6 separate regions of the Homo sapiens genome follow, and regions 1, 2, 4, 5 and 6 are each linked to region 3. Evidence: chromatin contacts called from ENCODE Hi-C or POLR2A ChIA-PET data. All regions are on one chromosome and are shown on one strand. Each heading gives the region's core, a stretch centred on a gene start or an enhancer-like site at or near the end of the contact. The rest is flanking DNA. Distances are from core to core; before and after follow the strand shown. Region 1 holds the start of H4C16 (H4 histone 16). Region 2 holds the start of PPFIBP1 (PPFIB scaffold protein 1). Region 3 holds the start of LDHB (lactate dehydrogenase B). Region 4 holds the start of ERGIC2 (ERGIC and golgi 2). Region 5 holds the start of ATF7IP (activating transcription factor 7 interacting protein). Region 6 holds the start of IPO8 (importin 8).

Evidence for each region. Hi-C counts contacts between places; a loop is a spot of excess contacts on that map. ChIA-PET counts read pairs that join two places held with the same protein, here RNA polymerase II (POLR2A). Pooled maps may share reads with other maps.
Region 1: a loop to region 3 is called in a map of CD8-positive, alpha-beta T cell, with 20 times the contacts of the local background. The contact joins the promoter of H4C16 here to the promoter of LDHB in region 3. A Hi-C loop is called at or near these places in 1 of 168 maps with a recorded cell type or tissue (CD8-positive, alpha-beta T cell) and 7 of 50 pooled maps. POLR2A ChIA-PET finds 5 or more read pairs at or near these places in 1 of 52 experiments (activated naive CD4-positive, alpha-beta T cell).
Region 2: a map of B cell shows a loop between it and region 3 (20-fold over the local background). The contact joins the promoter of PPFIBP1 here to the promoter of LDHB in region 3. A Hi-C loop is called at or near these places in 1 of 168 maps with a recorded cell type or tissue (B cell) and 2 of 50 pooled maps. POLR2A ChIA-PET finds 5 or more read pairs at or near these places in 1 of 52 experiments (OCI-LY7).
Region 4: a pooled map shows a loop between it and region 3 (9-fold over the local background). The contact joins the promoter of ERGIC2 here to the promoter of LDHB in region 3. A Hi-C loop is called at or near these places in 1 of 37 single-sample maps with no recorded cell type and 9 of 50 pooled maps. POLR2A ChIA-PET finds 5 or more read pairs at or near these places in 1 of 52 experiments (activated CD4-positive, alpha-beta T cell).
Region 5: a pooled map shows a loop between it and region 3 (4-fold over the local background). The contact joins the promoter of ATF7IP here to the promoter of LDHB in region 3. A Hi-C loop is called at or near these places in 2 of 50 pooled maps. POLR2A ChIA-PET finds 5 or more read pairs at or near these places in 2 of 52 experiments (OCI-LY7 and activated CD4-positive, alpha-beta T cell).
Region 6: a loop to region 3 is called in a pooled map, with 4 times the contacts of the local background. The contact joins the promoter of IPO8 here to the promoter of LDHB in region 3. A Hi-C loop is called at or near these places in 1 of 50 pooled maps. POLR2A ChIA-PET finds 5 or more read pairs at or near these places in 2 of 52 experiments (AG04450 and WTC11).

What each region holds. Positions count from the first base shown.
Region 1 is chr12:14,769,296-14,773,236 of GRCh38, forward strand. H4C16 (H4 histone 16) reads right to left here and starts at 1,836. Exons shown (of 1, transcript NM_175054.2): 1 at 1,425-1,836. The coding sequence starts at 1,789. The coding sequence ends at 1,478. It overlaps LOC105369669, which reads right to left and starts at 1,362. Exons shown (of 3, transcript XM_047429947.1): 1 at 605-1,362. The coding sequence starts at 858. RefSeq lists enhancers at 462-1,057, 1,058-1,654, 1,319-1,648.
Region 2 is chr12:27,521,571-27,525,832 of GRCh38, forward strand. It overlaps PPFIBP1 (PPFIB scaffold protein 1), which reads left to right and starts at 2,636. Exons shown (of 30, transcript NM_003622.4): 1 at 2,636-2,795. RefSeq lists enhancers at 1,453-2,054, 1,952-2,411, 2,658-3,258.
Region 3 is chr12:21,655,504-21,659,523 of GRCh38, forward strand. LDHB (lactate dehydrogenase B) reads right to left here and starts at 2,339. Exons shown (of 8, transcript NM_002300.8): 1 at 2,248-2,339. RefSeq lists enhancers at 1,891-1,980, 2,011-2,260, 2,238-2,766, 2,641-2,820.
Region 4 is chr12:29,378,532-29,382,862 of GRCh38, forward strand. ERGIC2 (ERGIC and golgi 2) reads right to left here and starts at 2,641. Exons shown (of 14, transcript NM_016570.3): 1 at 2,584-2,641. RefSeq lists an enhancer at 2,204-2,373.
Region 5 is chr12:14,363,862-14,368,278 of GRCh38, forward strand. It overlaps ATF7IP (activating transcription factor 7 interacting protein), which reads left to right and starts at 1,821. Exons shown (of 15, transcript NM_018179.5): 1 at 1,821-1,966. It overlaps LOC124902884 (a long non-coding RNA gene), which reads right to left and starts at 3,329. Exons shown (of 2, transcript XR_007063220.1): 1 at 1,488-3,329. RefSeq lists enhancers at 1,402-2,219, 1,451-1,510, 1,981-2,040, 3,397-3,536.
Region 6 is chr12:30,694,193-30,698,541 of GRCh38, forward strand. IPO8 (importin 8) reads right to left here and starts at 1,677. Exons shown (of 25, transcript NM_006390.4): 1 at 1,372-1,677. The coding sequence starts at 1,455. RefSeq lists a silencer at 1,427-1,476 and an enhancer at 1,567-2,066.

The sequences.
Region 1 (3,941 bases), core at 586-3,085, 6.9 Mb before region 3:
CCGTATCTACCAAAAAAAAAAAAAATACAAAAATTAGCCAGGCGTGGTGGCGCAGGCCTGTAATCCCAGCTACTCCGGAAGCTGAGGCAGGTGAATCGCTTGAACCCGGGAGGCGGAGGCGAGATCGTGCCACTGCACTCCAGCCTCGGTGGCAGAGCTAGACTTGGTCTCGAAAAGAAAGGAAAAAAGAAAAGGTAGAGAAGGGGCAGATTAGTTAACGCGGCATGGATCACACCGCATCCTGGGGTGCCAAGCCTAATGAGAAGTTAGGAAGGACAGAGCCAGGAGTAGAGCGAGGCTGTTATACGGAGCTTTACCGGAGGCCGGGGCGACCCCTACGGCCTGGACGCAGGCTGATCACCAGGTCTTCCGCCCCCTACCCTCGCCTACTGGAAAGTGCGCTTAACTGGTAGCACCAGCCCCACCTTTCTCCAAGACCCTCACTACACCCCGGGAGTACCGGGTAGGACCACGCGCTTGGTAATCCCACAGCTGTCTCTCTTACATTCTCACTGAACTTATTAGAACCTAACCCGCCACCCGTTTCCCTTCTAGACCCCCAGGCTGCTCTGAACAGGGCCTTTACTCGGAAGCCAGGGCTTACCTCCCGGCTGCGATAGGGTTATTTGTGATGGGCATGACACTGCTCGGAGCGGGGGATTCCCGGCAACTTGGCGACCTGCAGGTGATCTGGCCTTTCATGCCGGCGTGACCCCCACTGCCTGCCTGCCAACTCCACGCCCGCCGCCAGGTGGCCGAGCAGGACGCTACCCGCTTGGCGTAGGCAACTTTACGCAGCTGGCTAAGAGGGAATCGCAGGGTGTCGCGAGTTTCGCCCGGCCGCCTTAATCTCAGCATCTGAGCTTGGTCACCTCTCACTCAACGTCAGCGATTAAGTAAAATAGTACCCAGTAAGACTACGCGCCACACTAGAGCTGCATTCAGCTTTCGGGCTTGCAGGTAGCGGCGTGCTGCGACCTCCCATTTCCTGCGACTTAGCAAGCCCTGCACACGCACGAACCGCCCTTGACGCGTGACGCTCACCCCTGAAGGCCAGCAGGAAGTCACCTAAGCCCTGATTTACATGGAAGCCATCCGATACGTGCTTATGGGCCAACGACTCGGCCGCTTAGAAGACCATGACCAGTTCTAACACTAGGGCTTTGTACAAGCACTCTTCTAAACAAAATCCGGTGTCTGGATTTTGGGAGGTCACTACTGCGTTGCGCGGCACCTCCAGGGTCGTACCTAAGCACAGGCGGAACCCCCTCCTTGAGGTCTAGTTCTCCCCGTGCCCGCCAAGTCTAATCCCGAGCAGATGCTCGGGCCGCGAATATCCCATTTCCGGTATCCGGAAGGCGACATCAAAGGGTTGATATTTACCCGTTATCTAGGAAGTGTTAACAGCTCTTTCTGTGACAGTTTGGGGGCCCTGAAAAGGGCCTTTTGGAGTCTGTAGAGAAGCTGTGGGGACAGCTCAACCGCCGAAACCATAAAGGGTGCGACCCTGGCGTTTCAGCGCGTACACCACATCCATGGCCGTGACGGTCTTGCGCTTGGCGTGCTCCGTGTAAGTCACCGCGTCACGGATCACGTTCTCCAGGAAGACTTTGAGGACTCCCCGGGTCTCCTCGTAGATGAGACCAGAAATGCGCTTGACGCCCCCACGTCGGGCGAGACGGCGAATCGCCGGCTTTGTAATGCCTTGGATATTGTCCCGCAGCACCTTCCGGTGGCGCTTGGCGCCTCCCTTACCCAGCCCCTTGCCACCTTTACCTCGCCCAGACATTCTGAAATCACAGCGCCTACTCAGCAGAAAATCGGGCTGCCCACTGTGATTGCCAGTCGCAGACCAGGGCTTATAGTCTCTCGATGCGGACCTGTTTGAAAACATCAAAAAAGTGGGCGGAGCTCTAGGCCCCACCTCTGGAGACATGCTATAGTTGTTAAGTCCAGGAAGCAGTCAGCGAAACCAGCCTGATTTTTTTGTTGTTTGCTCTTTTGGGAAAATTTTTTCTGATGTTTGGAGAAAGGTTCATGGTGATACGTTTTAAAGTTAAAACAGTATGAGCTAAAAGAATTTATATTGCCTTTTCTCAGCGCTTAAATAAAAGTAGGCCAGATCCTATGCACGTTCCTTGTTCTGTCCCTCCCTCCTTCTGTTTTTTCAAACGGAATTCCTGACTTACTATGAAACTCTATAAAAACCTGAAAAGCTTTACATCCGAGATTTCAAAGCAATTACTTAAAATTTAAAATTTTTCACACGTGGGTCTTCTGAAGACATAGTAGGGGGAGAGGACTTTTTTCTCTTTTACGGCCCTGCAGATAATTAAAATTCTTTCAATTGAAAAAAGAAAGTGCAGCTTCCCGTCCCCCACCTACACTCCACCCCCACCTCCCCCCGACCCCCGCCATTCCCCTTTCAGCTGCTTCTGCGCAATTTGCAGGTTTTCCTGCCCTGCAAGAGCCTGTGTGCTTTTCAACCAAGTAACTTCCTGTGGTTATTTAGTTGAAATATTGTCAATGTCTTATGTCATTCAAATCTCAGGTTCTCATCTCACATTTTCCACTTAAAAATTCAAAGTTCTTGTAAAACAATGGATGCCACAATCATGACTTGGAATAATGATTTCTACTGCAAATCCCCTCAGGAGGTTCTGAATCCCTTCCTTTCTCAAGAGAATCCCTGAACAAAAACGAAAGTTTCTGTAAGGTGTCACCGCTCTTCAAAGGTGTCAGGACCCTGTCTTCTCTAAAGGTTTTACTGTGTTAAAAAGCAGCTGTTATTTAGAGGATGAGTCATAAGTCTTTCCCAGGTAGTTAATTAGGATTCTGAGCAATGAATTTTAGTAAGTGGGGCTTCTTTGTCCCTGGTCTTGAAGATAAGCCTTTACAGCAGGAAGACTTTATGGTAAAATTTTGTTATATTTATAAATGCCTATAGTTTACATTTGTTTCAATCCATGCCCATCTTCATAACCCAAAAGGTATTTATTTTTCTTTTACTTTTTGTTAAAGATAAAAGAGTTGGAACACTGTCTTGAATGGCTGGAAAAAGTCCTGAATGGTCGAACTTCACTCATGATTTTAATATTTGACTCAGAGGGAAGAGGAAAAGTCTATCAGATCTTGAAGAGATAAGAATTATTGTAATGGGGCCGGGCGCGGTGGCTCACGCCTGTAATCCCAGCGCTCTGGGAGGCCGAGGAGGGCGGATTACGAGGTCAGGAGATCGAGACCATCCTGACTAACATGGTGAAACCCCATCTCTACTAAAAATACATAAAAATTAGCCGGGCGTGGTGGCGGGCGCCTGTAGTCCCAGCTACTCGGGAGGCTGAGGCAGGAGAATGGCGTGAACCCGGGAGACGGAGCTTGCAGTGAGCCGAGATCGCGCCACTGCACTCCAGCCTGGGCGACAGAGCGAGACTCCGTCTCAAAAAAAAAAAAAAAAAATTATTGTAATGGTAAAATCGGTTGACTTACTTATAGTTAAGCTTTCTAAGAAATCAAGACTAGAACATTTTCAAATTAGAAATCTCTTGCTTATTGGAATAAAAGAAAAAAAATCGTGTCTAAAATAGTAATACTTTTAAAAACTCTTGAAAATTCCCCAAGATACAGGCAAAAATTTAAGCTAGTTTACAGAACTCATTCCAGGAACATCTCGTTAAAAACTGCATCAGAGATTTGTATGCCCATTTATTTGGTATATCTAAGAGTTATTGGATGCTTACTAACGTATTTAATTTTCAAAACACTTTGATACAGGTAGAGGAGTCAAATAACTTATCAAAGGTCACTGCTCAGTGGTAAAGCCAGGATTTAGGCTGAGGCAGACTGGCTCCGGAAAGACCGCCTAAACCATGACAATAGCTCTGAAGACATTTATTGAGTCCCCAGTATGGGTTCATCATTGTTCTAGGCAGTAATGACAT
Region 2 (4,262 bases), core at 1,386-3,885, 5.9 Mb after region 3:
AACAGAAGGGCTCTGGCCCTTCTGGCATAAAAAGAGAGAAAGAGAGAGGAAAAAAAGAACAAGAAGAAACAGTTAAAGTTTTTGTCTGAGAGATTATTTGGGGATAGACTGCATTTAAAGAATGGAAGAGAATAGAAATGATACAATGATCTATTTTCTCATGCCCTATATTTTTATTGAGCCTTTTCCTTGAATTGGGTATAAGGAATATAAAGAGGTCCTATAAGCAAGATGCTTGCTCTTCAGAGTTTGGGAAGGCAGGAAAGGCATTTAACTGGACATGTATAACCACATGTTTACACATCTGTACAATCTCAATCCTTATAACAACCTTTAACATAGGTATTGTCAGCCCTATTTTAAAGAGGAGGTAACTGAGATTCGGGATGGATGTTTTAGTGACTTGCCCAAAGTTACCCAATAGCTAAGTGGCAGAGCCAGGCCAAGAACCTTGAGTCCTTTTCTCTGTCCACTGTAACACACAGCTAAGTCTTGGCAGAGGACAAGGACTTTAATTTAATTAGGCTTTGAGAGAAGGGTGGGACTTAACCCACAGAGGAGTGGGGATTTCGGTTAGGCTGAAAGGTGAGAACGAAGCAGGGATCTGTGAGTAGACCTGTTTGACTACAGAGAGGGTTTCCTGGGAGCGAAGTGGGAGATAAGCTGGGAAAGGTAAGAAGCAGGATAAGAGAGAGTTTTAAATGGCTAGATAAGAATTGCAGGGAAAGGGGGACCTGATTTAGAGGGGAAGATGTTGATGACAAAACCAAACATTTTAGAAAACTCATCGGTAGTGAGTGGTACAGAGAAATAATTAGAACTGGGGGAAACTGGAGTCAGAAATTCAAGTCAGGAGTTTGGAATACTGCAGGTCTGACAAGCAACAAGATGGTAATTATATAAAGTAGGTCTGTGAGAGCAGTGGCCCAAGCCTGTGGATTTCTTGTAGCATTCTATTGTTTGAAAAAGTATAAATTATGGACACTCAATACTTGAGATATAGAAAGAAAATCAATGGCTTTGGAGTCAAATAGACCTCGGTTTCAATCCAAGTTCTAGCTGATTTGGAGAAATTTACTTACATAACTTTGCTGAGCCTTTGATTCCTTACGTTAAAATAGGGCTAGTAACACTCAATTTACAGGATGATTGAGAAGATTAAACAAGACACAATGCTGGATTCTGTGCATCCCTCTACAATTTTTGGCAGATCGGTAAATGTATGGCATGTCATCAATCAAAAAACAATGAGGCCTGGTGTGGTGGCTCACGCCTGTAATCCCAGCAGTTTGGGAGGCCGAAGAGGGTGGATCACCTGAGGTCAGGATTTCGAGACCAGTCTGGCCAATATGGCGGAAACCCCGTCTCTACTGAAAATACAAAAATCAGCCGGGTGTGGTGGTGGGCGCCTGTAGTCTCAGCTACTCGGAGGCTGAGGCAGTAGAATCACTTGAACCCAGGAGAAGGAGGTTGCAGTGAGCCAGATCATGCCACTGCACTCCAGCCTGGGTGGCAGAGTGACCTGTTTAAAAAAAGAAGAAAAAAAAGAGAAAGTTATTAATTCACTATATTTTTAGAAGATGGTGGGTTATATGCTACCTATATCTCATACAAATAAAGCTGCTTTTCACCATTCAGGTCTGCCTGTAAGCAGCATCTGCCTTGAAAGAACCATTTTCTGAGAATCTTTTTCTTCTGTCAGCCAAGGGGATTATACCGCATGATATCTGTCAAGGATAAACGTTAGTTAATTCTTAATTGAGAGCTCAGCCACTACAATTGGTTCCATTCTACAGTAATTATTCTCATGTGGTTTGTGGAACTCAATTGTGAGGTCCCTCCTTCCTCCACCCTTTTCAGTGTGTGCATTGAAACAGCAGCCTTAAGGTCTTTAAACGGGGAAATACATTTTTCTTGCTTCAGAGATTCAATTTTACTTGCCCGAGAAGCTTGTGTGGTGTGATTTTCATCGCTAAAAGCAACAGCAGCCACATGGCTGACAACACCACCACTTAACAATTCAAAGCTCGGTCACCGTTTTCAGGAGTCTCTTCCAAATCTTTCTGAAGTGCTTTTGAAGTTCTACATTCCCCGTCTAAGGGAACACCCAGCAGTCCCAGGATAAAAGGGCAGAAGGGTGAGCTGACGTTTTCCTTTATTTGCATGGCTTAAAGCTAGCCATTTTCTACACCACGCGCCGCCGGGCTTGTACATGCCCGTGTGCCTGTGACACCGAGGCAATTGTTTCTCCTTAAAAAGGGGGTTCGCGTGGGTTAGTTTCGTTTCTGATCTGGAATCTCAGTAACTACAACAAGAAAAGTTTAAAACTCGACCCGCCAGGTTCTTCCCCATCGGATTATCTCCGTTCCTTAGAGATAGCAGGAAGGGCAGCATTTTCTTCCATCCACCCACTTCCAGCCCTAGTCTGGCTCAGCGAGGAATGCATAAAATTAGTGGACTCCTCTGAGTGACGTTCCCCGGCTCCAATCAGCGGGCGCGCAGGCGCCCCCGGCCCCGCCCCACTGCTGACTCTCTTTGGCTGATTCCTGCAGGGAGGGAGGAGAGAAGGGCGGCAGTGGGAGGGGGAGGTACCTGGAACTGGGAGTGATGTCAGCTCCCAGCTCGGTGCCTGCCCGGATTCCTGACATGGTGTAGTGCAGGCAGGGTGGGGAAAGGACGGGGAAGGACTCGTGTGCTGCGAGCTGGCGGCCGGGCCGGAGTGCTGGGGCTTTGAACTCCGAGAGGAGGTGGACCAGAACTTTTGGAACTAGTGCCGGCGGCTCTCCACCCCCCAGGTAAGGGCGTTTTGCTCCACTCCCAGACGGGAGGGAAGTGGCACCGTTGTGTGGCTGCAGCTGGCTGTTGCAGCTGCTCCTCCTCTTCCCCGGGTCGATTTCCTTGTGCAACTCACTCCTGTTTCCCAATGGGAACGGGCACTTTTTGGGGGTGGTGGGGGTGGAGGGGTAGGGCTTAACTCCTGGGGCTTGGACCGAGCTTGTACGTGAAGAATACTCCAGGATTGGACGTTTAGGTCTTGTCTGTATCCTTAGACCCCCACACCCTAGGCTCCCGGTAATACCTGAGAACCCCAACCAGAGGGGCGTGTGTGTCTCTCTGTCTGTGTGTATTGAGGCATTTAAAAATGCCACAAAAAATTATGGATCATCGACTCAAAAATTATGCTCGTTGAAAAGAAAAAAAAAGTTTTGTATTTTTTTGTCTCCTTGTGGCCTATTATATATTAAAAGAATATCAATGTTAGTCTTATATATCAATGTAAAATATCCTTTTGTGTAATCCAGTCAGGATGTGAGAAATTCACTTGGGGTGTTTATTAATTATGAGCTTGCGGGAAAACTCGTCTCTTGGGGGCACACTTCTAAAACTGCAACTAGTATTCACTCATTTTAACCGAGAAATCCCTTCAGCTGCCAGCTTTATATCTGGAGAGGTTAGGATGGCTGCTGAGAATCTTCAGATCTGTTTCCTGTGGCTGCTTGAGGGGCGAGCTGGTAGTTGTGTTTTCAGGGATCTTTTTTAGAGAAGGGAGTTTTAACAGGGAAACGCGGTGGAAGGCGTGGCATATAAACTCTTAATTATAGGGACGTGAAGTTTTCAACATGTGGGACCAAAACAAATCCTTGCTTTCAGTAAGAACTGCGGAGAGCAATAGAAAAAGAACTTGATTTCAAAGTCCAAGTTTGGTATTTTGAGAAAGCAATTGCGGGAGGAAAAAGATACTTTTAAGAAGTGAAAGAATAGAATTCTGATTTTTGTTTATTTCCTATTTCAAACCCTGTCTTTTTCCTATGTGGAGATTTTGTGTGCCCAGGTCACTAACTGGGTGTGATTGACTTTCTCGAGGGGGCGGGGAAATTGACTCCATACACCGATTCAGGACCCTCTCATCAGTGCTTTAAGGCTCTCTTTTGGAGCAGGAAGGAAAAAAAAAAAAAAAAAAAAAAAGTAAGCGCTGAGACTCCTGAGTCAAGTTTCCCCTTTCCTTCACCGAAGTTCCTCCTCAGCAGTGAGGATCCTACTGTTGCCAGGTCTGGAGGAAATGGGAGTGGACTTCATTGTGAGTCAAAATCCGTATCCCAGGCCCCTGAAGGGAAAAGGCATTTCCAGGAGATGGAGAAAGAAAGAAGCCACAACAGTAGGTCTAGTAAACCCAAGTCAGGAAAAGGGATAGAGGACTATAGATGGGGTTCTCTATCTTTCTAGCCAAATGATCATTAGGTTTCAGAACTAGAAAGAAGTGT
Region 3 (4,020 bases), core at 1,089-3,588:
GACATAGAATGCATACTTAATACATAGTGACAATATAATGGCAATGAATAATTTTTATTCAAAGTCTGCAAAAATATCAACCTGAATTCCTTTTAGGGCACCTAAGAAGCTTCTTGGAAAGTAGATAGACACTTAATACATTGTCGTTTCAGGGGATCACATTAGGAGACTATCAGTCTCTGAAACAGTTTCTGTCTAACCATCCAAACTAAAGACCCCTAAAATGTAAAAAAAAAAACAAAACCGAAACCTGTTGGAAAATGAACGATCTGTACAGTAACACCAAATGTACTTGTGCCATCAGATAACCAGATGTGTTTTCTAGATAACTGAAAAAAAGAGCAAAACTTATCGAAATAAACATCAATTCCATGGCAATTTATAGTACACTAAATATATACCACCCTGTCTTCTTGAACAGAGAATACAGATGGCAAATAAGCCTTTTCTTCACAATTATTACTTATAATTGTAGTAGCCCATTGTAATGTCCATGATTTTCACTTGTTTTTTACTTTTTATGTCGCATCTGAGGTCACCATACCTGTCTCAAACTGTACCAGAGCTTCCCAGTCTAGTTTTTAATTCTAATCTGCAATGGACTAAGCAATAAGTCTAGTCTATTAACTGTATACGTAAAGTAAGAGTTAGCAGGACTCAAAGTTGGAATAAAGCATCTGAATTTGGAGACAACTGTGTAACAACTATTTTATCTTATAGTTTTTTTTCCAAAAAATATTTCCTCCCATCTGTAAGGATAAATTAAAAGGAGATTCTTTCGCCTTTACAGATCACATTTACAGTTTCCTAGTGGACGTTAAAGAGAGAAGATGCAATGTTGTGCAAGTGCCTCCACAAATAGATGACCTTAAAATGAAATAAATTCAGACATGGCCTGCATTTTAAACAGGCTCAGAAGAAAGAATGCTGCATCTCTTTTTGAAGGACGACACACATGAATAGTTGTTCTGCACTTAAGTTTATTGTTGTTAGATGGTCTGTTTACGACCGTTTTGGTATACAGGGGGCCCAGGAAGCAGTGGAAAATGAAAATGAAGAAACAGTGGCTATATAAATACAGATTCGTTGTTCTGATAGACCTTTTAATTTAGAAAACTTCAGGAAGTACAATTTAAAGGCTCGAACCAGATTTTCTTTCAGATATTTCTGGAGAAAGTGCTTTTCTTCAATTTTTCCTTAAAAAGAGTTTTAAGAAATGAGAAGAAAATGGTCTGCATGATATACAGGCCTGTGCCAACATCAGAGTGCAGGCTGTAAGGAACAAGAACGACAAACGGTAAAAATCTCTGAGTCTTGGTCCCTTATGTCTCCTCACTGCTGTGGATATAAATCATTAGAAATAAAGGAGCGCCTTAATTTCAGGAACAAAGATCTTCTTTGCAGAATCTTTCTCACCGTAATCTTTTAAAAATTCAGGTTTTGCTTTTGAATTCCTCCCCTCCCCCCATTCCCCAGGCCCTTACTGCAGCTTGTACTGCTCGCGGTGCGCACAAACCATCTTTTCCTCAGGGCACCGGCAGCAAAGAACAGCAGATCACGAGGGCATGCAGAAGCTAGAGATCTCCCCGAGTAAGGTCTGTGGGGACAAGTCTAGGACTTCCTTACTCGGAGCACCCAAGGCTGGTAAAGTAAACGAAGCCCCTAAGCATCCAGAAAAGAGGCCCTGCAGGAAAGAACTGGCGCATGGCTCCTGGAAAGACCGTCAGAGCCGGGTAAAAATAAGTGCAGCGCCAAACGTGCTGGTCATCTAGGTGCCTTTCTCCTCATCCCAGCGAGTGCAAGGGCATTTCTCTATTACCGTGGCAATATATTCAAATATTCGAGGTAAAGATCGTCCAGCCTTCATAGGCCACCTGGTTCCGTCCCCCTCCCCCAGCTACTCGGGCACGTGTCCCGACTCCCGCCAGCAGGCCGTGGGGGTGATGTGGCCGCCATGAACCCACCAAGGACAAGTAGGGCCTGGTTTTAGCTGCAAATGCAACAAGTCTCTCCGCTGAGCCGCAGCTGCTACCCTCTGCCTTCTGCTCCTCCGCCAGGGCACGGCCCCCCCTGCGCCCCAAACTGAGCGGCAAAGTCAGGGCCCGCGGCCGGATGCTCAGAGCTAAAGGCCGCGGAGGACAGATGTGCTTCTTCCTCCTTCCCGCGTCTCCCCATACAAGTACTACCCCGCACGTCCCATCAGGCTTGCCTGTGGGCCAGGATTCAGGGTCCTGAGCCGAAACCTACCAGGAGAGAGAAGGCTCTGGAGACCTCTGTAACAGTCGTGCGGAGAAGACAAAGTCAGCTGCGTGCGTCTCCTCCGGCGCCGGCTCTGCAAGGAGGGAGGAGGGGGCGGGGCCCCACAACCACCGCAGCCTCTTAGGTTTCTCCATTGTGATTGGAAATCCGAGTACCGCCTACCCCTCCCCTCGGCTCGCTCAATCCCCTTCAAGGACAAGGGCTCAAGTATGCACACTCCCTCCCCCACCCTCCAGATGAGGAGGTCTCCTTCCAGAGGCTTCCGCTCTCAGCTGGTCTCACATCTCGCAGGCTCTTCAATGCGGAGGCCAAGTTATTTATAAAACTTGCCCATCCCCGACTCTTCTGGACTTTAACGCTCTTGTTCTATTAGATTTAGTACAAATAGAAATAAATTTCTTTCCTTCTTTTTTTTATTTTGAGACGGAGTCTCACTCTGTCGCCCAGGCTGGAGTGCAGTGGCGCGATCTCGGCTCACTGCAAGCTCCGCCTCCCGGGCTCACGACATTCTCCTGCCTCAGCCTCCCGAGTAGCTGGGACTACAGGCGCCCGCCACCTCGCCCGGCTAATTTTTTGTATTTTTAGTAGAGAGGGGGGTTTCACCGTGTTAGCCAGGATGGTCTCGATCTCCTGACCTCGTGATCCGCCCGCCTCGGCCTCCCAAAGTGCTGGGATTACAGGCCTGAGCCACCGCGCCCGGCCAGAAATAAATTTCTATGTTGCATTTCAGTTAAACTTTAAAGGACTTAAAAAAATACATCTGAATTTAGATCATCTCCGTTTTAAAGTTCATTTGATGAAAATGACTATTTTTTTCAACCTGTTTCAACAAACACGCAATGATTGCTTACTCGTTGCCTGACAAGACCAATGAGGCTTTGTCCCTGCCATCTGAAGTTCCCCTACAATTCCACCTGGTCTCAAGGTCAGGCTTTGCCCTCTAGGGGAAATGTGGGACCACTAAGTGAGATGCACTTTCTTTTTTAGTCCCTAATCGACTCCAAAGCTGGATGTTGTCATTCATTCTGTCTTCAACACTCAGCCAGTGCTTGGTACCTAAATATAGCATTGATGAATAAATGAATGAATGATAAATTGGAGGAATTCTGAAGAGTCTGGCTTCAGTTCTGTTTTCTTATAATTAAAATGCTTTCAAATATAGCCATCTCACAAACTTCCTGTATGTGAAGTGTTTTTTTTTGTAAATGCATATTTCTTGTATATGACCACTAATTCTATAATTATTGCTTCAGTTTATTCTCAGTGCCAAGCATTGGTAAAAAACATAAATATAAGATTATGCCCTTTGAGGTGTTCCTAGTCCATTGGAGACAGACAAGTAGGCAACCTATTTCAATTACAATAAGTGGCAATAGAAATTTGGTTAAAGTACAATAAAAATTCAGAGTAAAGAATCACTAAGAGAAGGGTTTGTTGAGAAGAATTCATAAGCCTCAAACTCTCCTAGCATAAATCATTCAGCTAGTGGGGACTTTGACTGAAGATACAGTCCAATTACAAATTAAAATGTGATGGTGAGGAAAAGAGCTTGGAGGATAATCTCAAAAGTATTACATTAACCCTAAATCCAAGTTTGAAGCAAGAATAGCCAAGTCAGCCTAGCAAGTTATCTAGAAGGTACCCTAGATTTCTTTTTCACTTACTTTGCAAGTCAGATATTTAGACTTTACTTCTAAATATCTTTCCACTTATTCCTCTTCTTGCCATCCCCATTACTGTGTAACTTTGGAGATGAGGTAG
Region 4 (4,331 bases), core at 1,391-3,890, 7.7 Mb after region 3:
AATACTTTACAATAAAAAACATTTTATAAGATAGCTTAGCTTTACTTTGCAAATACTAGATAGCAACCCCCCAACCCCCTCAATTGTACTTATTTTTACCTTAAAATTTGGACCTTTTACAACAGAGTTAAATATTATGTTTGTTTACCCCAACATAATTCAAATAAACCTAATGACATTCTAAGTGACAGAAAGGTTTACTTGGAAGCCAAGGAAGACAATATAAATGTGAGTTTATAATCAGAAAACCCTGATTACCTAGGCACTTACTAGTTGTGTGACAAGTGTGGAAAGATACTCAACTTCTTAGAATCCTCTCTCCATAATTTTATTTTAAAAGATGGGCAGCAGGACATAATGGCTACCTCACAGTGTTAAGATAAAAATGAGGCATGTAATATCTATTTCTAATTCTCTGAAAAAAAGCAAAGATTTGTAGGATATTTGAGATTTAGTTGTTAAAGTCTTTGAGGAAAGTGGGAGAGTATGTGAGGTTAGTTGACAATCTCCTGAAGTTAGGATGGCATAAACTGATAAGACTAAAAGTTAAGAGAGACTATAGAGTGATAACAGAATAACCTTAAAAGTGCCTAGTAGCAATGTGAAGCAAGGACAAGTATAATCCTCCTCAAAGAACAACTAGACTATAGTAGCTCTCAATAAAAGTATAGAAAATTAAAGTTAAAAAGTATTAAGGAAAAGGTCAGGGACACATGAAATATATTTACAATAGAATGAATGTTCTCAAAAGCAAAGAGTATGGGGGTTAATAAGGCACTCAGAGGGTAGATCTGAGCCACACTACAACGTGACTATATAGAGCAATAGAAAGGAAGAACTTATGCTTTAGTCATTAAAAGAGGATAATAATTTAAGAAAACAAGCAACTGGATAATGGGAGTTTAAGGACACATTAACCACACCAATCAGAGTGTTTAATCAATCTGGAGTTCAGAAAGATATTATTTTAAACAATATCTTCTTCAGTCTACATTTTGACTAAGTAACAAGGCAACATTTGTAACTACAGATGTTAGAAAATGAAAATAAAAAATAACAAGAGCTAACATGCATTGAGTGTTTACTGTGTGCCAGGTATTGTTCTAAATGCTTTGTATGTTTCAACACATTCAATCCTCACAACCTTCCTATGAGTTAAGTATCATTATTTCATTTGGCCGATGAAGGAACTAAGGCACAGAGAGGTTAAATAATTTGACCACTATGACATTAAGAGGCAGAATTACAATAAATATTGGGAAACTATTAAATAGGATTTTTAGCAGGCACTGACTGCCTAAAAGTAACTTCTGGTAAAGAAAAAAAAAATAGCCATTTCTTTCACTTAAATCATCAATCCCCAAAGAAAGAAAATGTGTGGGTGGTTGTTGTTGTTTCCCTAACTCTCGTTGTTCCAGACTAGGCCTGATTTCCTTTGAGAGATCTTTCAAACTTGATATATTTTTATGATTTGTACCAGGAAGCCATTATAACACGCAACTGTATACTAAAGTTCACCATCATTTAAAAAAAAAAAAAAAATCCTCCTCTCTCTATCCATCCCTGCACCGCCAACCCCCACCCTCCCAAAAAATCAGAATTTTTTTCCTCATGTTTTCCACTAGAACTGGCATAATTACAACAACTTAAAGATATCAACAAACAAATTAGGTAAATAACCATGTCTTTTTTCAGTGAACAAGCCAGGCTCATTCTTTATAATTGCTGTATACTGGAGTCCAATGTATCAGGCTAGGCAATTAACTGAAATACTGAATTACAACTTCAAATGAATAAATCCTGTTTTTAACTGTAACTTTCATTGCTTCTGAAAACCAGTCTGGCAACATTTTAACAGCTATTATGCCACTTTGTCTTTAAGTCTCGGGGGCACTAAAATATAAAAGTTATTTAAACGTGTTTTCTCAAACAATGACCTGTCAACTCTATATACTACAGATAAACAAGGCTATTCTCCACCACGAGTTGACACGTTGCCTTCGGAAGGTTTCCTGCGCCGAGGAAAAGTAGTGACAGTCGAACCTGTCTCTCAGCATCTCGCCCTCCCCCGCCCCCTTCTCATTTTCCGAAGCACTGTGCGAAACTCCTTCCGGGCAAGGCCAAGACTCTTAAAGAGACAGAGGGCAACGTGCTGCCACGAATGTGGCATTTGTCTGAATGGGGGTAGGGAGTCTGACATCCGGGAGGACTGGGACTCGACCGATTGGGATCCTACTCGCCTGCGGACTGGAGAAACCACCTGGGAACCGGGCACTGTGACAAGCAAAGGGTCAGAATCAGGTGCGATCGAGGAAGCACCTGAACTCCTTCGAGTTGCAGGATAGCACACAAGCACCCGGACCTGGCAAAGGGAAGCTCCCAGTAGCATCGTTGCCTAGGGTCCTGCCAGTAACGCCCCCGTGGGAGGTGGAGCGGCTTCTCCGTCCGACCGGCTCTCTAGAGATCAATGAAGACAGGAAGCCAAGCCCATGACAGGCTCCCAGTTCCCTCAATTGCATTTACGCCCTAAACAGCCCTGGAACAACCGAGGGAACAGCACCCAGCGGTGTTTCAGTATTTTACCTTGTGTTATGGTCCCAGCCTACCGCCATGTTTCACAGAAGCCCGGGTCGCCGGGGCTCCCGCGTACCCGGAAATATCGCGAGAACAAAAGCGACTATCACAGCTGAAAACGTCAGAAAAGAGACAATGTACAGATCTCGCGATATTCCCTTTGCTTACGACGTGCTTAGGGAATGAAGAGGCGTGGTTAAGATAAAAGAGGCGTGCCTACAGGGAAATGAGGTTGCAACTTGTTTTAGGTGTAATCGCGCCGCCAGTCCGGTTCTGTTTCTATGGGAAGGGAGGGGTTACTTTCCGACTAACACTGAGACTGCAGAACGAATCTCAGCTCCTCACACCGTATTTCATTACTAATAAGAGCCTTGGGCGCAGAAATTATCCCTAACAACCCTAATGCATATCACCTGTGCAATTGTTTTGTTTCCCTCTTTCAGTTTTTGTGTCGTTTTCCCCTGACAAGAACATTTGAGCTTCCTTTTCCGCCATAGGTAACGCTTTTTATTATTTGATCAGCGTTTTTATTGTCTTCCAGGTTTTAATATCATAAGAAAGCACATATGTCTTCCTCATCTCCCTTCGCCAACACCAACTATGCCTTCAAATATTTGTTAAGAAAGAAAATTAATACCTCATCTTTTTCTACCACTTCATAGAACAGGAGTTAATAGACGGAACTTCGGAAAGAAAAGTTAAATGTGAACTCCTGGAGAGTAAACCCATTCCAGGTTCCTTTTCACCCATCTGTTACCAGATTTTATAATCAAACATTGAGATTTAAATTTTCTGATTCATTGACCTAGAAGTCTAACAACGGCATAATTATGACAACTGCTTATAATTACTGTTTAAAGGCTTTAACTGCTTTTTTAAAAAATCTGCGTATCCTCACAACACTCTTAGAAGATAATACCAGTATTTACCTGTTTTATAAATACGGAATTTGAGTCAAGGGGTAGTGAAGTGATTTACCCAAATTCAGACCGCTGGGAGAGTCAGGGAAATCTTGATCACAATACTAAACTGTGCCTCAAAGGAAAAAAATCACATTGTTTTATGTAGTGAATTAACCTTTACTGAAATACTAAATTTCACTAAATTGAATATCCCCCAAAATAAGGACTGATGAAAAGTTTCCAATGAATCAATTTTATTTTCAGACTTTCAGAGTTAGTCTAATTAAATCAATTTAAAGTTCTCACTTTCTTGACATGCTTAAGAAGTATAGTGTAGTGGGTGAAATCATAGACACTGGAGACAGGACTTCCTGGGTTAGAATTCCAGATCAGCAACTTACTAGCATGTAACCTTGACCACATTATTTCATCTCTTTGTGTCTCCATTTGCTCATCTGTAAAATGGGCATGATAATATCTCAGAGTTGTTACGAGGATTAAGTAAATTAATATACATCTAAAATGCCTTTTTTTAATCTTTGCCGTAAAGGCATCAGCAACTCTTCCTTCTTTGTGAATATGGGCTCTTGCTTGGATGGAGGCTGGCTGTTGTTCACTTAGTTACATCTGATCCCTCATCTCCTGGATAACCTACTTTCAGGGTAACAACTATCCCATGAGAGTTGGATTTCCCAGTGTAGCAAAACTGACTAATTTGATCCTTCTTATTTAGAAAACAACTCACCATTTTCTAATCTACCCAGTGAAGAGGGAACTTAATTTCCCCTGAAGATTGAAACTCTCGGGCTGCAGCTAAAGCCGCATTCTTTTCATTAAAGGCCAGGGTTTGATCTA
Region 5 (4,417 bases), core at 571-3,070, 7.3 Mb before region 3:
CCCAATGAGGTCCAACTTTTAGGCAAAAAATTAATTAAATCATTTATCATGATAGAGATGACCTCTTCTAGGAAGGCTTTTCTAATTCTCTAGGTCTGGATTAGGTGATATTTCTTTTTTTTTTCTTCGAGATGGAGTCTCACTCTGTTGCCCAGGCTGGAGTGCAGTGGCGTGATCTTGGCTCACTGCAACCTCTGCCTCCCGGGTTCAAGTGATTCTCCTGCTTCAGCCTCCCGAGTAGCTAGGACTACAGGCGCGTGCCACCACGACTAGCTAATTTTTTTTTTTTTGTATTTTTAGTAGAGGCGGGGTTTCACCATGTTACCCAGGATGGTCTCGATCTCCTGACCTCATGGTCTGCCCGCCTCGGCCTCCCAAAGTGCTGGGATTACAGGCGTGAGCCACTGCACCCGGCCCTAGGTGATATTTCTAAAGGCCACCTTATATTTTAAGTAAATTGAATGGTTCCAGTTATAAAAATAAGTATTAACAACCCTATTCTAATTTCTTATTAGTTACAAAAATTTCTTGTTCAGTTTTCTGTCTTCTTCACTAGAGTACAGATTTCTTGAGGACAGGCACCTAACAGATCTACAACACAGTGATTGCTAAATAAATACTGAACCAATACATTCATATAATGAGAAGTTACATAAAAAAACAATAACCACACGGTACCATCTAATATTATTTTCAGGCTATTCTTGCCTTGCAAAACATATGTACTTTTATTCTTTTTTTTTTTTTTTTTTTTTGATAAGGGGTCTTGCTCTGTAGCCCAGGCTGGAGTGCAGTGGTGAGATCTTCGCTCACTGCAATCTCGGCCTCCCAGGTCCCAGTTCAAGCAACTCTCCTGCCTCAGCCTCCTGAGTAGTTGGGATTACAGGCACGCACCACCATGCCTAGCTAATTTTTGTAATTTTAGTAGAGACGGGGTTTCACTATGTTGGCCAGGCTGGTCTTGATCTCCTGACCTCAGGTGATCCACCCCCCCTCAGACTTCCAAAGTGCTGGGATTACAGGCCTGAGCCACGGCACCTGGCCAAAACATATGTACATTTATTCTATCATTTAGTGCTTCCAACCTAGTTCAACTATAGTCATGATTGCCATTATACAGGTGAGAAAACTGAGTAACACACTTATTCCGAGGAACCGGCAAGGAAGCTGCAGTAGTTGAACTTGAACCCAGATCTCTTAACCAGTAAGGCAGTGACTTGTCCACTACCTCCTGTGGAATTCATTAAAGGCCGACTCCCAGCATGAAATTGAATAAATGGGATGAATACAACTTCTGGTGAGAGAGTATGATAAAAAGTGCTTGCTCTGTTACCAAGCAACTGAAAGAAAGTATGTTTTTTTCATTCCTTCATTATTAATACAATTCAAAGTACATTCTGTGAATTTAAAACATAAATGATGAATAAATCAACATACTCCTGGCTTTTATGAAAATCTTTCCCTCTGCTCTTTAAACTCTCACCTACCTCCTTCCTTCTTTCTTTTCTAAGCCTCATAGAGGGCGCTCACAAAGTGCTACTTATTGATTGAGGAAGATCCACTCAAAAAACACACCTCACACTGCAACTGAGAGACGCAGCGCCACCACCTCGGGCTTCCTTCTCTTTTCCACGCAGGAGGCGGGGCCAATGTCCCTCATTCAAATAAAAAACCAGAATTTGCATGGGGAATGGCTAGTCCTTGAGCTTATTGGCTGATAGCACAGTGGGCGGGGTACATAGCACGACCCCCCGGAGCCCCGCCCATATTAATTTGCATAACGGCCCCGGCGCGTGCAAGGGAGAAGCGGGTTTGTTTTTGAATCTGCGGAGGCGGCGGCGGTGGCAGCGGCGGCGCGGCGACTGAAGCGCGCGAAAAGCTGAGGCGGCAACGTCGGGGACGGCTGCGCGGGACGGCTCTGTAGGAAGGAACTTGGTTCCCCCTCCCTCAGCTTCCGCCCCAAAAGGTATATGTGAATCCCAGGGGCTGTTAAAACCACATTTTCTTAAATTACTATTGTATTTCTGAAGAGTCAAGACCGCATTATGGCGGCTGCGGGAGTTGTGTCTGCGCCTGCGCGGTTGCGGAGCTGCGGGCGGCGCTGCATGGGAGCACGTGATCTTGCGGGGTCGGGCTCTAGCTGCAGTTGTGCAGCTGGCGGGGCGGTGGCTGCGCAAGCGCAATATTCATTTTCAAGATCTAATGTTCTTGTTGGACGCCATTTGGGTTCTAGATTTAATTTTCCTCGTTCTTGAGGGGTTTCTTTGTGTTAACCTTAAATTCTCACAATTTTCAAGAAAAACATTACTCTAATGTTGTACTCCTGGGCCGACCTCAAGCTCTTCTCTGTTTTTTCGATTTTTTGAAAAATTGTGGACTTAATTTTCTGTAAAAATGATTTTCATTTGTGGTTCTTGATTATAATTTCAGTTTTAAAGTATTACTGGATTCAGGTTTATATTTACGGTGGTAAAGATCAGCACCTAGTGGTGTTCTCACGGGAAGTGCATTTATTTGAACTGCATATTTGCAAATACATTTTTAACCCTATTTTTACCTGTTCTGTTATGGATGTGTGGAATGTTTACAAAACAGAAACAATTTTAGTTTTGGGAATATTGGGGGAACGGGAATAGTGGAAGAAATTACAGTATAATCGAAAATGAAATCTCAATCTGAGGATTATTTTGGTTTTAAATGTTTGATCCTAAGTAAATAAAGTTTTAATTTTAATCAGTTTGTATGTTTCTGGGCATTTGAATTTTACATGTTTTAAGTTTCTTAGGTGACTTGTTCATTACTGCTTCAGCTAGATTATTGTTACTTTTGAAATTAATCAACTCATTTTCTTAGCATTTTTGTTTGCTATGATATGTAAGCTATAACATTTATTTGGTAAATTTTTCTGATGAAGAATTCTAGAAAGAACATCCATTACCCTGAGGCCTCTTTGAAGAAAGTGGACCATTAATAAAAAAAATCTGTTTTTTTCTTTTAAACACTGTACTGTATGCATGTGTGTAAGATACAGTTGTGTTTGATTTTTTAATTGTAAGTGTGCTCCTGGTTTTATTAATAGTTTTTTAGGGAAGGTAATTATAAATATGCTACTGATTAGTTTAAAATGGTAGTGTCAACTATAGTTAAATCTTATGTAACACAATTGGGGGAAGTTATATAAGATTTGATATGATTCTCCCGTTGTGCAAATTCTTTCTTACTAAGCAAAGAAACTTGCAAATGTTTTCCATAGACTTCATTTGTGGTTCATATATACAACAACTGGTTTCTTGGTTGGTTATAACTCTTTAAGTTTGAATCAGTCTACTGTCAAATGAAGACGTGCCTCTTGCTTTATAATCTCGGTTAATTTAGGGAAATTTTTATTGCCTAAAACAAATACCATTAGTAAATATTACCTAGATGTAATTGAAAGTAATACTTTTGGTTGGTGGATTTTTAAATGACGTCACATATGAGATAGAATGGAGGTAGGAAAGATTCTTCTTTTTTTCTCAAGAGAATATTTGACCTGATGTAATTCTTGGATCTCTGAGGTCTTCTACACAGAAGTATATTTAGAGAGCAGTTGTGTAATTTTCTCCCTTTTATGTTTCTGGAGTGGTTACCTAGCAGCCCCTTTCTACCACATGCTATTTCAGGCATTTTCGAGTTGAACATACACATAAATATTTCGGTTAACAAAAGAACTTTGATCTTTGATCTTAGGGCATGGTACACTTTACATTTCCAGAAAAATGAAATAGTTTGGTGTATATAAGCGTATGTTTTCATTTGAATATACAGATGATTGCTTTTTAGGTTAATATTGAAGGTAGTAAGAGGTATTTGAAAATGCTCTTGAATATGAAGAACATATTTATTGATGGGACGATTTTGCTGTCATGTTTCTTACAAGGCAGATATAATCATGTAAACTTAATAAGATTAATTAATTGCCTGAACACCAACTATTTGTTTATTAGTACTTTGTCAATAACAAGTATATTTTAAAATTTTAGTTTGGTGGTTATGATGCCACAAAATTTTGACACATATCCAACATATATAAATATTAAGACTAGGTTACTCCAGGAATGAATACCAAGTTACTGAAGTTATTTAAAATCTTTGTAGTTTTGTAAATTTAAAAATTTATATGTAGTTTAGAAAAGACAGGTTTGAGTTATTAAACAATTAGAACTATTTTTTCTTTAAATTAGGTTTTGCATATGTGATAAATGTATTTAAATATTTTTAAACTTATTCATTATAGAACATTTGGAAAATATTGAAAATTAATTAACAATGCTTAGAAATAACCACTCTAAAGGTATTGGTGATTTGTGACTTCACTTTTCCATGATTGAGCAATCTATAAATGTTTATTAATTAGTTTTTCATTGGTACCATAATT
Region 6 (4,349 bases), core at 427-2,926, 9.0 Mb after region 3:
GGATTACTATTCTTCCAGCCAGCCAACATACAGTACTTTTACTCTGCAAAGCCTGGGACAGGTACTGACTTTAACTTCCCCCTATTCTAAGTGACAGTCCATTTCTTTTTCAGGCACCAGTGCATTATCTTTGGGCATTAGTTCAACCCAACCTCCTCTCCATTGGCAGTGTCTTCACTCTCCCTTTTATCTCTGGGGAATCCTGCATTTATACCTACTCCAAACTCCACCTAGGTTTCCTATTAAAATAATCCCTTTCAAAGATTCCCAACACGCAGCTTTTTAAAGTCAATTCCAACAGAAACATTTACTTAGGACAGTCACACTTCAGTCACACTTCGGGAGGCACAGAATCACCTGGGGGAGCTAGTTAAAATACAACTGGTCCCACCCCCACAGTTTCTGATTCGTTAAGTCTGGACTGAAGCCCCGTAATTTGCATAATTTGTAAGTTCTCAGGTGATGCTGAAGCTCCAGGTCCTGGGCAACGCTTTGAGAACAGCTGATTTTGGAATATTTACATTTTACAAGTCATCACAACCTAAAACAGCTGTTGCTCCATCCCAGTGGTAGCTCTTAATCCCTACTTTTTAGTAAGAGGTCTGTGATTCTTAAGTACCGGTAGGGAAGAAGAAATAAGCTGGAGTTTGGGATCATTAAAATTTTGAAGTGTGGGGGTAACGCTGGAAAGACGTCAAGGCTAATTAGGAAGAACAGGAGACGGAGAAAAGAAAGAAGTCTTACACATTTTAGCATTCATAAGAAATTTCTCCAACACATCTTACTTTGATGTGTCTTAGATAAAGCAGTATCACCATGAAAACTGCCTATTCTTCCCAGAGCACTCTCCCAACAGCACTGCCCAGCGCTCCGCAAAACTCGGCCAATCGGTGTCAAAACAGTCCTGCCAACCCGACAGGAGGAGGCGGTGGGCAGCGTGCTCCACAGCAACACCTAAAAAGGGCTGGGTTTGGAAAAAAGCTGAACTCAGATTTGAACTGTAAGTAAAATTCCCACCTGCTCCCCAAGTCCGCGCACTTAAGGAAAATAAATCACACCCTGAAAACACTAGCACAGGTTGCAAAAACTGCTTCTTGCGGACCAAGTAGGCAGAACAAACTGCCCTGGAGAAGGGAGACGACACGAAAAGGTGCAAAGGTGGCCAACAGGTGCGCGAGCTGTTCGGCAAAGATCCTGGGAGCCCTGCTCCACTGGACCGGGGGGCAGCGGGGTCGGAGAGCGGGACCAGCCGTGAGGCGTCAGCCCCAGCCCGGTGGGGGTGAGGACGAGGGGCGCCGGGGAGAGGGAGCCCGGCCAGCCGGCAGGGGCGCCCCTTCGGCGGAAGAGGGTCGCCGAAGACCCTCTCCTCACCTGGTTGAGCTCGTTCTCGGCTGCAATCCGCAACTTCGGGTCGATGGTGCCCTTCAGCGCCTGGATGATCCGGTTGAGGTCCATCTCCCCGGGTGGGGGCTCCGCGGCCCCCGGAACAGTAGGCCGGACTGCAGCTTTAGTTTTCTTTTGACCCTCTCAGCCTCCTCTTCCGCGACCCCTGGATTACCTCACACCCCACCCCCCGCCACCGTCGCCACCTGCGGCCACTTGCTGCGCCACTCTGACTCCGCGCCCCCTGTCCTCCCTTTTTCCCCCCCACAACTCGCTCTCCATTCACCGTTTTACGACAGCCGGTGGGAGGCGGGAGAAGGAAGAAGAGGAAGCAGAGCTTCCTTTACGGCGGCCTCTTCCCCCGGGCGTGATGCTATGACCGCCTCCCGTCGGCGGCCGCCATGCTGCTGTACGGAAAACGGCCTAGGCTTCTTTCCCGGAAAGGAACCCGCGCTCCCGAACTCAGGCAGGCGGCCGCTATGCTTCCGTACGGTAAACAGCCTCCCGCCTCTTCCCAGGTGAGGAAACTTGAGCTGGCCGGGAGTCTGCTTACAGCTGCTTCCAAATTAAGCATATCTGGATGGTGTGACACTTTTTGTTAGTCCGAGAACTGTATGGGCATCGCAACTGGGCCTGTTCCAAGATAGACTTGTTGGGACCTTCAAATCATGTACCTTACAGGAGGACAGGGTTCCTCCGTGTGTGGGAGTCATCGTTCATTCATTCATTCGCTTTCACTGAACATTTGTTAAACATATATTTTTGAACCAGAGTACTAGGATTTTTAGGTACCACATTATAACAAGATGAATTCCATGCAAGTTAATGTGAAGGAATTCACAACCTGATAGATGAGACAAATATAAACAAAAAAAATTTACAGTGTAGAAATGATAGGGGAGTGCTGGGAAGGGAAGAGCGTGGTCCCTTTAAATGATAGGGATGGGCGAAGTGAAGTGCTGGGTAGAGGAGTGTGTGGTCCCTTGCTAGGGCTCCACGCCCACCGACCTAGGTGAGGACTGACACTCCTGCCTTCCAGCCCAAATGTTGCATTTCCCAAGACCACCCTGGCCTGCCACTCCCCCATACTGTGCCTATGAAAACCCCAGACCCTAGCAGGCAGGTACACAGGCAGCCAGACGTCCAGAGGAGCATAAGGGTGGAAGAAGAGGAGCTCGCTGGCACATCCGCAGGCCATTCACGGGCAGAACGATGCGGAGGTTGGCCTGGGCAGTCGGAAAAGAGCCCGGGCCGCCAAGCGGCCTAACTCCAGAGGAAAACCATTTCCCTTCTGGGTCCCTCATCTGCTGAGGGCTACTTCCACTCAATAAAACTTTGCACTCATTCTCCAAGCCCACGTGTGATCCAATTCTTCTGGTACACCAAGGCAAGAACCCAGGATACAGAAAGCTCGCTGTCTGTGCGACAAGGTAGAGGGTCTAATTGAGCTGGTTAACACAAGCCCCCTAAAGGCAAACTGAAAGAGCATCCTGTAACACACACCCACTGGGGCTTCAGGAGCTGTAAACATTCACCCCCAGACTCTGTCAAGGGGTCGGAGCCCCACAGCCTGCCGGTCTGTATGCTTCTCTAGAGGTCTGAGCAGCGGGGCACTGAAGAAGCGAGCCACACCCCCAATGCACGCCCTGTGAGGGGGACAAGGGAACCTCTCCCATTTCAGAAAGACAAAGGTCACAGAAACTGAAAACTACATCCCTGAGAGTTTTATGAAAAATTTTCAGACCTTCTCAAAAATGTAGTGAAAGGTAAGCAGAAAAGTTATACTGTTTCTATCCACTGTGGCCATATCTGGCGCCACAATTTCAATGGCATGAAAATATCAAGGAGCTGGTTCTTCCTGAGGTTAACCCAGAAGAGAGGGTTCTAATTACATTTAATAAAGATGATGATGTGGGCAAAACACAGCTGAGGGGCTGTGATCTTTTCAGGAGCAGATAATTAAGATAGATTGGGTCAATTAACTGAGTTCAATTGAGAGAGTAGAAAACATGTGGCTGAAAACTTGGTGGCTTGAAAGCTTCCCCCTCAGTTGGATGCAAAAGTGCTTCACAGTGAATTTAACATGTCTAATTGCTTCCAGTATTGCCCCTCTTTAATCCATTATTCACACTATCATCAGAAGAAAGTTTCTGAAAAGTTAATATTACTATGTCTCTTCCTTGATTTCTCATCAATTTCAAAATAAAATATAAACTTAGCACTCCAGAGTCTTATGAACACTATTTCACTAAACCACTCTCTTGGACATCATGAATGTCTAAAAAATTTTTTATCTCTGAAAATCTTAACTCCAATATCCTCTTTTATAATTAGAACTAATTCTTCCATTTCTCTCTTCCTCAAAAATTCTAAGCTTGTTTTCCAATTCAATCACTACTTCAGTTCTTAGTCTATCCATTACTCACTACACATCATTCTCTGCTATTAAACCCCCAATTCAGCTTCTTAACTCTAGCCTTGACCCACTGTGCAAACTGATATCAGATGTATTCTTTAATCAGATGCAACCATCCTATTCCTATTCCTTGCCTTTAATCAGCAACATCTTCCATTCCCTCAGTGGCGTTTCAACTCTCAGGACTCTTCTCAAGCTCCCTACGCCTTCTCACCAAACCCTGCAAAGATGAGCAAAACCCTCAGGCTCAACTCAACAACAAATTCATCTCCGCTTATCCCTCTTCATCTCCTCTGCAGTCTGAACCCCATTCTCTCCCATCTCCTCCAGGACCCTGTTCCATAAATCTCTCCTCTCTTAAATACATTTTTTCATTAAAATAAATTTTAGTCATTATAATGTGCTCATTGTTGACAATGTGTAAGTTTTTTTCGTACTTTTTCAGCCTCTTTTCCTCCACTGATTCAACCTCAGCCTAAAAACATTTCCCCCAGCAAAAAAATAATCTTCAGTAATGCTAATTATTGCTCATTCTTTTCCACTTCATTCC